Linked DNA regions of Homo sapiens: region 1 is linked to region 2. The links are chromatin contacts, found by Hi-C or POLR2A ChIA-PET in ENCODE. All regions are on one chromosome and are shown on one strand. The core of a region is the stretch at or near the end of the contact, and the rest is flanking DNA. Distances in the headings are between cores, read along the strand shown.

The links. Hi-C counts contacts between places; a loop is a spot of excess contacts on that map. ChIA-PET counts read pairs that join two places held with the same protein, here RNA polymerase II (POLR2A). Pooled maps may share reads with other maps.
Region 1: a loop to region 2 is called in a pooled map, with 2.9 times the contacts of the local background. The contact joins two enhancer-like sites. A Hi-C loop is called at or near these places in 2 of 168 maps with a recorded cell type or tissue (IMR-90 and pancreas), 6 of 37 single-sample maps with no recorded cell type and 5 of 50 pooled maps. POLR2A ChIA-PET finds 5 or more read pairs at or near these places in 11 of 52 experiments (A673, AG04449, AG04450 and 8 more).

Annotation. Positions count from the first base shown.
Region 1 is chr3:190,089,259-190,093,817 of GRCh38, forward strand. All of the region lies in intron 1 of P3H2 (prolyl 3-hydroxylase 2), which reads right to left. Among named protein-coding and RNA genes, the nearest start is that of P3H2, 29 kb to the right of the region's middle. Within about 2 kb of position 3,098, at least 3 of the 41 ENCODE cell types and tissues checked have a DNase peak (open chromatin) inside an H3K27ac peak, as active enhancers do; they include A673, where a contact is called at or near this core.
Region 2 is chr3:190,052,613-190,057,404 of GRCh38, forward strand. All of the region lies in intron 1 of P3H2 (prolyl 3-hydroxylase 2), which reads right to left. Among named protein-coding and RNA genes, the nearest start is that of P3H2, 66 kb to the right of the region's middle. Within about 2 kb of position 1,784, at least 3 of the 41 ENCODE cell types and tissues checked have a DNase peak (open chromatin) inside an H3K27ac peak, as active enhancers do; they include A673, where a contact is called at or near this core.

The sequences.
Region 1 (4,559 bases), core at 1,848-4,347, 38 kb after region 2:
ACCTAATGTAAATGACGAGTTAATGGGTGCAGCACACCAACATAGCACATGTATACATATGTAACAAACCTGCACGTTGTGCACATGTACGCTACAACTTAAAGTATAATAAAAAAAGAGAAAGAAAATTCATTGTTAAATCAGATGTTGAAATTTCACCAAAAATTCCAAAGTAGTTGTTTGAAACAAGGGCAACAGAGGATGGGCATACATGTCCAGAGACTAGCTCATTAAAAAACACCTTAATGTCTCCTTCCTTGTGACCTTCTGTTCCCGCCCTCCCAACAGGAGGACTGGACGGATGTTCTGTCCTGACTCTAGAGGGTGGTCACACATACCTTATGCCTCATTCTCCACCTCCCCTCTTTCTGTATTTTGTCAGTAAAGGGATGTAGCATTTATAGGAATAAGTCATGGGCATCTGAGACATGGGAGGGCAAGTATGTCAGAAACTTGGAAACAAGTGCTGGTTGTCATGCCGGACTTTCCAAACCCATGGAGTCATAATAATATGGGTAGGACAAGATGGGTGTCCAATCTGTGGGGCCTGTTTAAAAAGACTTGCATACCACAAGGCTACCACCGTGGTGCAATTGGGGTTTTTGATCCCATATTTAGCTAGTAATGCCTGACACCACATCACATTTTAGTCACAGGGTGAAGAAATGATGAATGGGGACGTTTGTTGGGGAGGCTTCCTGGGTCTGGCAGAGTCTCAGTGGTCAGTGAGGTAAAGAACTTGTGGTTTGGTGTCTGTGTCATGAAGCACAAAGACCGAAGTCAATGAATCTTCTCTGTAGGTAGATTTATTTGGGCTTTGCCTGCCAGCCTTCAGAATTGCTCCTTCCTCTGTGCCCCAACAGACCCTTTCCATTTCTCATTATGCATCAGGTCAAACATGCTTCTTAACTAAATAAACATGGCTACATCCCCAAATAGATTGGAAATTTCTTTAGAAGATATCATTCGTTTTTATTTTTTTCCATTTCTCCTTTTCCTTGTGGAGTATACCGGATCAAAGGCACTAAAAAATATGCTGAGTAAAATGCTTACTGAAAACAAAATATTAATCTGTACAGAAAGGTAAATAAACATTTTATGGACATATTTTTCACAGTTCTCACTGAGCATATTTTAGACTCAAAAAATATTTACCACCTATTGGCCGCGCACGGTGGCTCACGCCTGTAATCCCAGCACTTTGGGAGGCTGAGGCGGGTGGATCACGAGGTCAGGAGATCGAGATCATCCTGGCTAACATGGTGAAACCCCGTCTCTACTAAAAATACAAAAAATTAGCTGGGCATGGTGGCGGGCACCTGTAGTCCCAGCTACTCGGGAGGCTGAGGCAGGAGAATGGTGTGAAGCTGGGAGGCGGAGCTTGCAGTGAGCCCAGATTGTGCCACTGCACTCCAGCCTGGGTGACAGAGCAAGACTCTGACTCAAAAAAAAAAAAAATTTACCACCTATTACCTTAGAAAACAAACTGTAAACCTAGTAGAATTCTTCACCAGGCACTTGAACACTACCAAGTCTTTATACACATTATTCCTTTTTCTTGGAGAGCCCCACCCCATTTCCTCTGTGTGGAATGTTTTACTCCTTTGCAAGACGTAACTTCAGTGTCAATTTCTCACAGAAGTTTCCTTCATTCACTCAGTTACCTACTCCCTCATCAATACTATCATAGCCTTCTCATGTATTATTTTTTTATTCCGCCTGCCATCTCTCAAAACTATGAACAAATAAGGTATGACTGTGCTTCTTTCTACCTGCCAACACAGGTATTCAGTCTTATTTGGAATATAATGTTTGTTCTATAAATAAAATAAATATCAAAGCTAGTTTTTTATTGTGCAAGTGAAGAGGAATTTCAGCCACAAAAAATCAAAAGCCAAGTAATCCAAAAATTATGTGTTGGCTTTTAGTATTGATTTGGATTTGTGGAGACCATTTTAGCTTCTGGATTGTGTTTACCAAGGTACAGCATTAAGCTCAAATTTGCTAAATGCTTTCTGGTCTGATATAAAGCATTCAGATTGATGGAAGTGGTTCTAAGAGTCATGATTGCCATATGGAAACACGAAGTGGACACATTTGTTACCTTAACAGTAACTTCTTTTAATGACTATACACTCTCAACTTTACACTTCTGCATAATTCATAGTTAATGAAATGATATAATAGGATGCCCCTATTTCCCATTATTACTAAGAAAAGAAAGGAAGTGTTACTACAATATCAATTTAGGACAGGTGATTACATCTTAATGTCTGTAAATGGCTATTTGCTTATATATATTGTACTAGAAAGTTTTCTTTATAAATACCAATCAATATAAGTTTCAAAGGAAAGATGGCACAAGCCAGATCCTTAACAAATAGAGTACCTGATAATTCTGAAAAGAATGATGGCAAATGAGGCTTTTTAAAGAGTACATAGGCTGGCAGAGGAAAACAGTATTCTGACAGTGTGAAAGCAAAGAGATGTTGGAGATGCCATATTTGTTTCTTTTGTTTTGTTTTGACATTCTCTGTGAAGTAGGAAATGTTACATGCAAAGAGGCTGAGATATTAAAGAAAGGGAAGAGAGAGCATAACCTGATGTATTAGAATAGGAACAACGTGGAACTAGGTTTTACTGATGTGCATTAAATAAGTGGGGCCATGTCTTACATGTAAAAATGTTTTCCAGCCATGCGCAGTGGCTCACGCCTATAATCCCAGCACTTTGGGAGGCCGAGGTGGGTGGATCACCTGAGGTCAGGAGTTTGAGATCAGCCTGGTCAACATGGTGAAACCCCGTCTCCACTAAAAATACAAAAATTACCCGGACATGGTGGTGGACACCTGTAGTCCCAGCTACTTGAGAGGCTGAGGTAGGAGAATGGCTTGATCCCAGGAGGCAGAGATTGCAGTGAGCTGAGATTGCACCACTGTACTCCAGCCTGGGCGATGGAACGAGACTCCGTCAAAAAAAAAAAAAAATCCAGTTGGTCTTAGCAACTCTATATTTCTATCAAAGGAGAAATACTTCAGCTGAAATAGTATAAAAGGGCCATGTACTCAGGGCAAGTAGTTTATACTAAAATAACCCCAATGCCATGAGTCACTTCCTCACCAACTTTGTCAATCTTTGGTTTGCTAAAAAGCAAAACCCTCCAAGAAGACAGTTGCTTAGCAAAATAGCTAGTGCTTAAGGCAAGGAACGAAGTCTAGAAAATACTCTCATTAGGAGCTACATCTTGCTTACATGGCTATCTTTAAAAATAAGGAAAAGTGCAAGGGACTTATGGCATTTTTCCAAAGGCAGAGTGCTGTTCTAGTTATCCAGCATTAGAGAGCTTACAGCTGCCTTATTAAGAGGATTATTCTTTCGGGAAGCTGGGATCTGAACTCTTTTCAGTCTTACTGGTATGTGCCCTTTTATTTTGAAAGCTCATTCATTTCAAGCAGTAAATTTTTATATTTTATTTAAGGCAATTAAGCAAAGATAATGAGACTTTTAAAAAGACAAAGAGGAAAAGAAGGGGCAAAGGAAAATAATATCCTTCCTTCCTATTCTACATCCGCTCCTGTAGTTCTTGTTTTTGCTCATAGAACCACAATCCATCAATCACCCAGGCTTTAAATCTCCGAGTCAATTCTGATCCCCTTCCTTTACTTTCTAATCCCCCCCAAAAATGATACAAACACCTATTAATTTCACCTGCTTAGTGTCTCATACATGTGATCTCTCTTCTCCTACTCCAATTCACCACCCAAAATTCCTCCCTTTATTAGAGCTTTCCTTAGTAGTGTGGGAGATAAAATCATGAAAAGAATGAAGGGACACAGTTTGAGAAGTAGAAATAATTCTGACATCAATTCTAAGAAATAATACTAAGCAACGATAATAGAAAATTGATAAACAACTCTAAAACCTTAGTTGTGATCATGCAGTGCGAATACATAGTAGACGGCAGAGACATAGCTCTGTGTCATTTGTCTGCAGTGCTCAGTGAACAGTGGTGGAGTGCTGTAAAGCTTGACAAGACAGACAGTTGAGGAAAAGAATGATCATCAATCCTTATTGCAATGCAAATGGCCCTACCCTTCTATACACGTGACTAGCTAAAGAGGTTGGCCATGAGTTGGGGGTTGGTCTGGAGAGAAAGGGAAAGAGGAACGAAGGCCATAGAGGAAAGTTCTGCTGGATAGCTAGAAAGGGTGAAATCAGATAAAGAAATCTGAGAAAATTAAAGGAAAATTATTAAGGCAGTGTCCTCACGGTTGTTGAACTCACAGGCATTGGTAGCTGGAGAGTGGATAAAAAGGAAGGATCGTGATGAACCACAAGTCATCTTCAGAAACTGAAGTCATCAAAGGTGTCCAGGATGGAGAAGAGAGAGAGTAGATGGCACTGCTGAAAATGTGACTGAGTGGAAGAAAAAAAGTGATTGCTACTATTTACAGTGTTTGTTTGCTTTGTTTTGGGTTTGGTTTAACATTGTTGTCAAAATGATTTGCAGTAGATACACTGAAAATAATTAATATGCTGGTGGCTTTTTTGGTAAGTTT
Region 2 (4,792 bases), core at 534-3,033:
TTATTACCGTGTCTAAGAACATATTGCTGTGTGTTTATGTGTATATAAGTATATATACATATAAATGTGTGTGTGTGTATATATATATATATATGCATGTGTGTATATACACATACATATCTATCTATCTGTCTTTAGTGAGTTTAATTGATGATCAGTAAACCGTACATGTAAAAGAATATAATTTGATGAATTTTGGCATATGCATTCCCCCATGAATCCACACAGCGATCAAGACAATGAATATATCCACTCTCCCTAAAAGTTTCCGTGTGCCACTTTCAAATTCATCTTTCTTCCTTAGTCCATACTGAGGCAACCGTTGATCTGCTTTCATTTCTATAGGTTAGTTTAAATTTTTATAAAACTTTATATGAAAAGAAAAATACAGCAAATCTTTTTATCTAGCTTCTTTCACTCAGAAGAACTATTTTAGGATTCAATCATGTTGTGGCACATATCAACAGCTGACTCCTTTGAATAGCCGAGTAGTATTCCATTCTAGGACAATATCACAATTTGTTTTGTTATATATTTGTTGAGGGCCGCTTGTTTCCAATTTTTAGCTATCACAAATAAATTTTCTAAAAACATTCAGATACAAGTCTTTAACTTCTCTAATGATGTTGAGCATTTTTAATGTATTTATTTGTTATCCACATATCATATTTGGTGAAGTGTCTATTCAAATATTTTTGATTGTAAAATTGGATTTTCTTATTGAATTTTAAGAATTCTTTATATATTCTAGACACATGTCTTTTGTTAGGTATATATTTTTCAAATATTTTCTCTCAGTCTATGACTGCCTTTTTATTTTTATTTTTAAATAAAGTGGTTTTTTTTTTTTTTTTTGAGATGGAGTTCCACTCTTGTCACCCAGGCCCCAGTCTGGAGTGCAATGGCACAATCTCGGCTCACTGTAACCTCTGTCTCCTGGGTTCAAGCGATTCTCCTGCCTCAGCCTCCTTAGTAGCTGGGATTACAGGTACCCGCCACCATGCCCGGCTAATTTTTGTATTCTTAGTAGAGACAGGGTTTCACCATGTTGGCCAGGGTGGTCTCTAAGTCCTGACCTCAGGTGATCCACGCGCCTCGGCCTCCCAAAGTGCTGGGATTACAGGAATGAGCCACTGGGCCCAGCCAAAAGTGTCTTTTGAAGAACAACCACTTTTAATTTTTATGGGGCCCAATTTGTTGATCTATTTCTCTTATAGTTTATGTATTTTATTTTCTAATCAAGACGTATTTTTCAAATCCAGAGTTACTAAGATTTCCCTGTTTTCTTAAACAAATTTCAAAACTGTAGCTTCTACACATAGGTCTACAATCTATTGAGGTTTTTTTATATCAATGTTTCCATCACCATTTACTGAAAAAAATATTCTTTCTCCATTGAACTTCCTTCATACATTAGTAGAAAATCAGCTGGCCATATATGCAGGGGCTTTATCTGCACTGTATTCTAATGTTCTTAGCCACTATGCTGCATTATACTCCAAGACCACTACTGGAACAGTGAGGTTACTGAAATAATGCCTAATCAGAACCCTCCACCCCCACCTATAGTTTATTTTCTAAATGCCTTATTTATCATCATTAATCAGTTTAGGAAATGAAAGATTCTGCCTTATATAACTATGGTATTCAAAGGAAGTTCATAGTCTGAGAAAATTGAATCTTGAATAATTTGCAGGGCAACTAGCCTGGTCTCTGAGGATCTGGTGAAGCCATCAGCCACGACACAGACTGATCTGAGAGCCGACGTCAGTAGTGACATCCAGCCTTGTCATATCTTTGGAATGTGGTAGAGAGAAAAAAAAAAGATCATAGAATATCAACATTGGGAGAGATACTACTGGGCCTGTAGTTCAGCTGTTTGACACTAGGATCTTTATTTTTTTTTCAGTCATGTAAAATACCTTTGCTCAGTCATGAAGCTTTGATTGGACCTCTACAGAGATGCCAGTATCACTCCCTCCACTACTCCAGGCAGCTCATTTATCTATGGAGAGTCCTAACTGCTTTAAAGATTGTTCTCACGTTGTACAATTTCTAAGATTCTGAATTTTTCACCCATTCATCCACACCTTGTATCCCTTCATGGATTTCAGCTACCTGGGCATCAGGCATATGAAAAGACTCAGGCACTGCCCCCATCCCCTCACCTCACTTCATTCAGTATTATGAGTAGAAACTAAGGGAACTAAGCTTACTACCCGCCTCTTCTTCACATTACAGAATTGTATGCCCCCCTCCATCTTGTTCTCCATCTGTAACAGCTCTTCTCTTTCAATATCCCTCTTAAATGCCCCCAAACAGACACCATTCTCCAAGAATCTATCCATGAGAAATACATTGTGAAAGTCAAATTCCATGTTCATTAGGCCTCCCAATTCCTTTTCCTTCCTTCAGCAGTTAAAGTGGGATGCACATCTTTCTTGTTCTCTGAGGGACAGGCCTCTCTCGAACAGGAGACTCCCCCGTCTTCCCCAATAGAAACAGGAAAGTGTAACATGGGCATCAGATGTTAAGGAGACCACTGACCCCTGTTGTCCACAAACAACTTTTAATAGTGCATCTTACAATCGGGAATAACTACAAGCTGTGCGTAACATAGGGTCTTACATTCAGCAGTCTCCTCAGTACTTAGCCAAGTTTGTGTTCGTTTGGATAAAACTTCTAAAAATTTCCCACATTAATTTTCTTCTGCCAAAAAGTGACATTATATTTAATTTCTAAAACTTCAGTTTGAAAGACTGAAATTCACATCAGTGCATTCTCAATTTTACCCCTTTACTTAAAAAAGAATCACCATAACAAAAAAGATTTAAATTCATTATAACAAGAATCTTTAGATATTAAACAAAATGTGAAAAAAAAAATTGGGAATGAAACTCTATACAGAGTGCTTTTTTTTTTTTTCTCCTTTCTCTCATTTCGCTGAATACCAAAAAGTGAAGTACTTAGAAATGTAATTACATTTCAAGAGTCAGGCAATGGCCATAGTTACATTTTACAAAACGATCATATTCTCTTGAAGGAAGTCAAAGATTATTATGTGGGCCTTGAGGCAAGTACAAACAAAATAGATTCAGCGTTCCAAGAAAGAATACAGAATACAATATCATTCTCAATTTTACACTCCTGGCTCTTCTGATTTATATTTTTAGTGGATAATAAAAGTAAGCTTTCTATAACAATTCCATGGAATGTAGCTCTAAAAAGAGCCTCTTTTTCCTTCTTGGGATGTACTATGCTTTGTAATTGGGATTTACTTGTGTGTTTACTTGTACTATGGACTGTTCGTGTCCACCCAAAATTCATATATTGAAGCTCTAACTTCAGCGTGGCTGTATTTGGAGATAGGGGATACTAAGGAAGTACTTCACGTTAAATGAGGTCATTAGGGTGGGGTCTTTTAGGATGGGGCTATGACATGATAAGATTAGTAGTATCCTTATAGGAAGAGACACCAGAAAGCTCTCTCTCTCTGCCTCTCACATGGAAAGTCCATGTGAAGGACGTAGTGAGAAGATGGCCATCTTTAAGCCAGGAAGACAGCCTCACCAGAAACTAAACCACCTGGAACCTTGATCCCGGACTTTTAACTTCTAGAACTGTGAAAAAATAAATGTCTGTTGTTCAAGTCATCCAGACTGTGGTCTTTGTCCTGGCAGCCCAAGCTAATACAGCTTGTTAAGAAGCTGTCCCCCTGATAGAGACCACAGGCAGTTCCCTACGGTCATGAGGGCAGTTACTGCCTTCATTTGGTTCACCGCTATATTCCCGAGTACTCAACACAGGGTCCACATAGCAAGGGCTCACTAAACATTCATGGAAAAATATGCAGTTTTAAATTAGATTGTTCTCAAATGAATTCTGGGAAACCTTTAAATATTTTCATTGCATTCAGAATGTTTGATAGGTGGACTCTTTCTGAAAAGCCAAATCTACAGGGAACGTAATTTCAAGAAGTCGTGATGATAATCTGGATTAATCCATTCATCACCAGTCAAACTACGATTAAGCTTCTGGGGGTCCATAGAAATGACAGAGACTTTGGTGTGAGGCTGGATAGCTCAGTCAGAAATGATGGAGACTTTTTCTCAGCTGCAGTTAACTGGGATGCCTTAAACATGCCAGCGGTCTATTTCTATAAATCCAAGGAGCTGGATTAGAAAAGCACACGCAGCTGCTCTGGGCCTCCCCACTTCCTTTGCCTAGGGAAAGTCCTCAGATCCACACTCTACTCAGACACTGCTGTGTTTTACAAAGAATATGCTTCCCAAGCCTCAACTGTTCAAGTAGACCCTCCCCCTTCACCATAGACTAGAAACATGCTTTTGGAAAATGCGACCTCATTCCAGGATAACTTGGATTCATTTATAGCAGAGAGGACTGATGAAACGGCTGCCAACCTTTCAGACATGAGAGAAGGGGAAGTGGGGAACTGGAGCAGAAGGAGAATGACTTGAAAAGGGGATGTCTGTATTACCTACAAATCAACTTGAAAAATTTAGTAGGCCTAACTTTAAGTATCTTCTTATCCTGCTTCTTTTTACATAATGATGGATAGTTAAGAGTCTTGTTACTTAAAGGGTGATCCTTAGACCAGAAGCAAAGGGAACTTGTTAGAAATGCAAATCTCAAACTAGATCAGACCTACTGAATTAAAACTGCATTTTAACAAAATCCCCCAGCTGATCTGTATGGACACGAAAGTCTGAGAAGCACAGCTTTTCTGTGTTAGGAGTAAGAACCATGGAAGGCTAAGTCCCAGGGATGTATC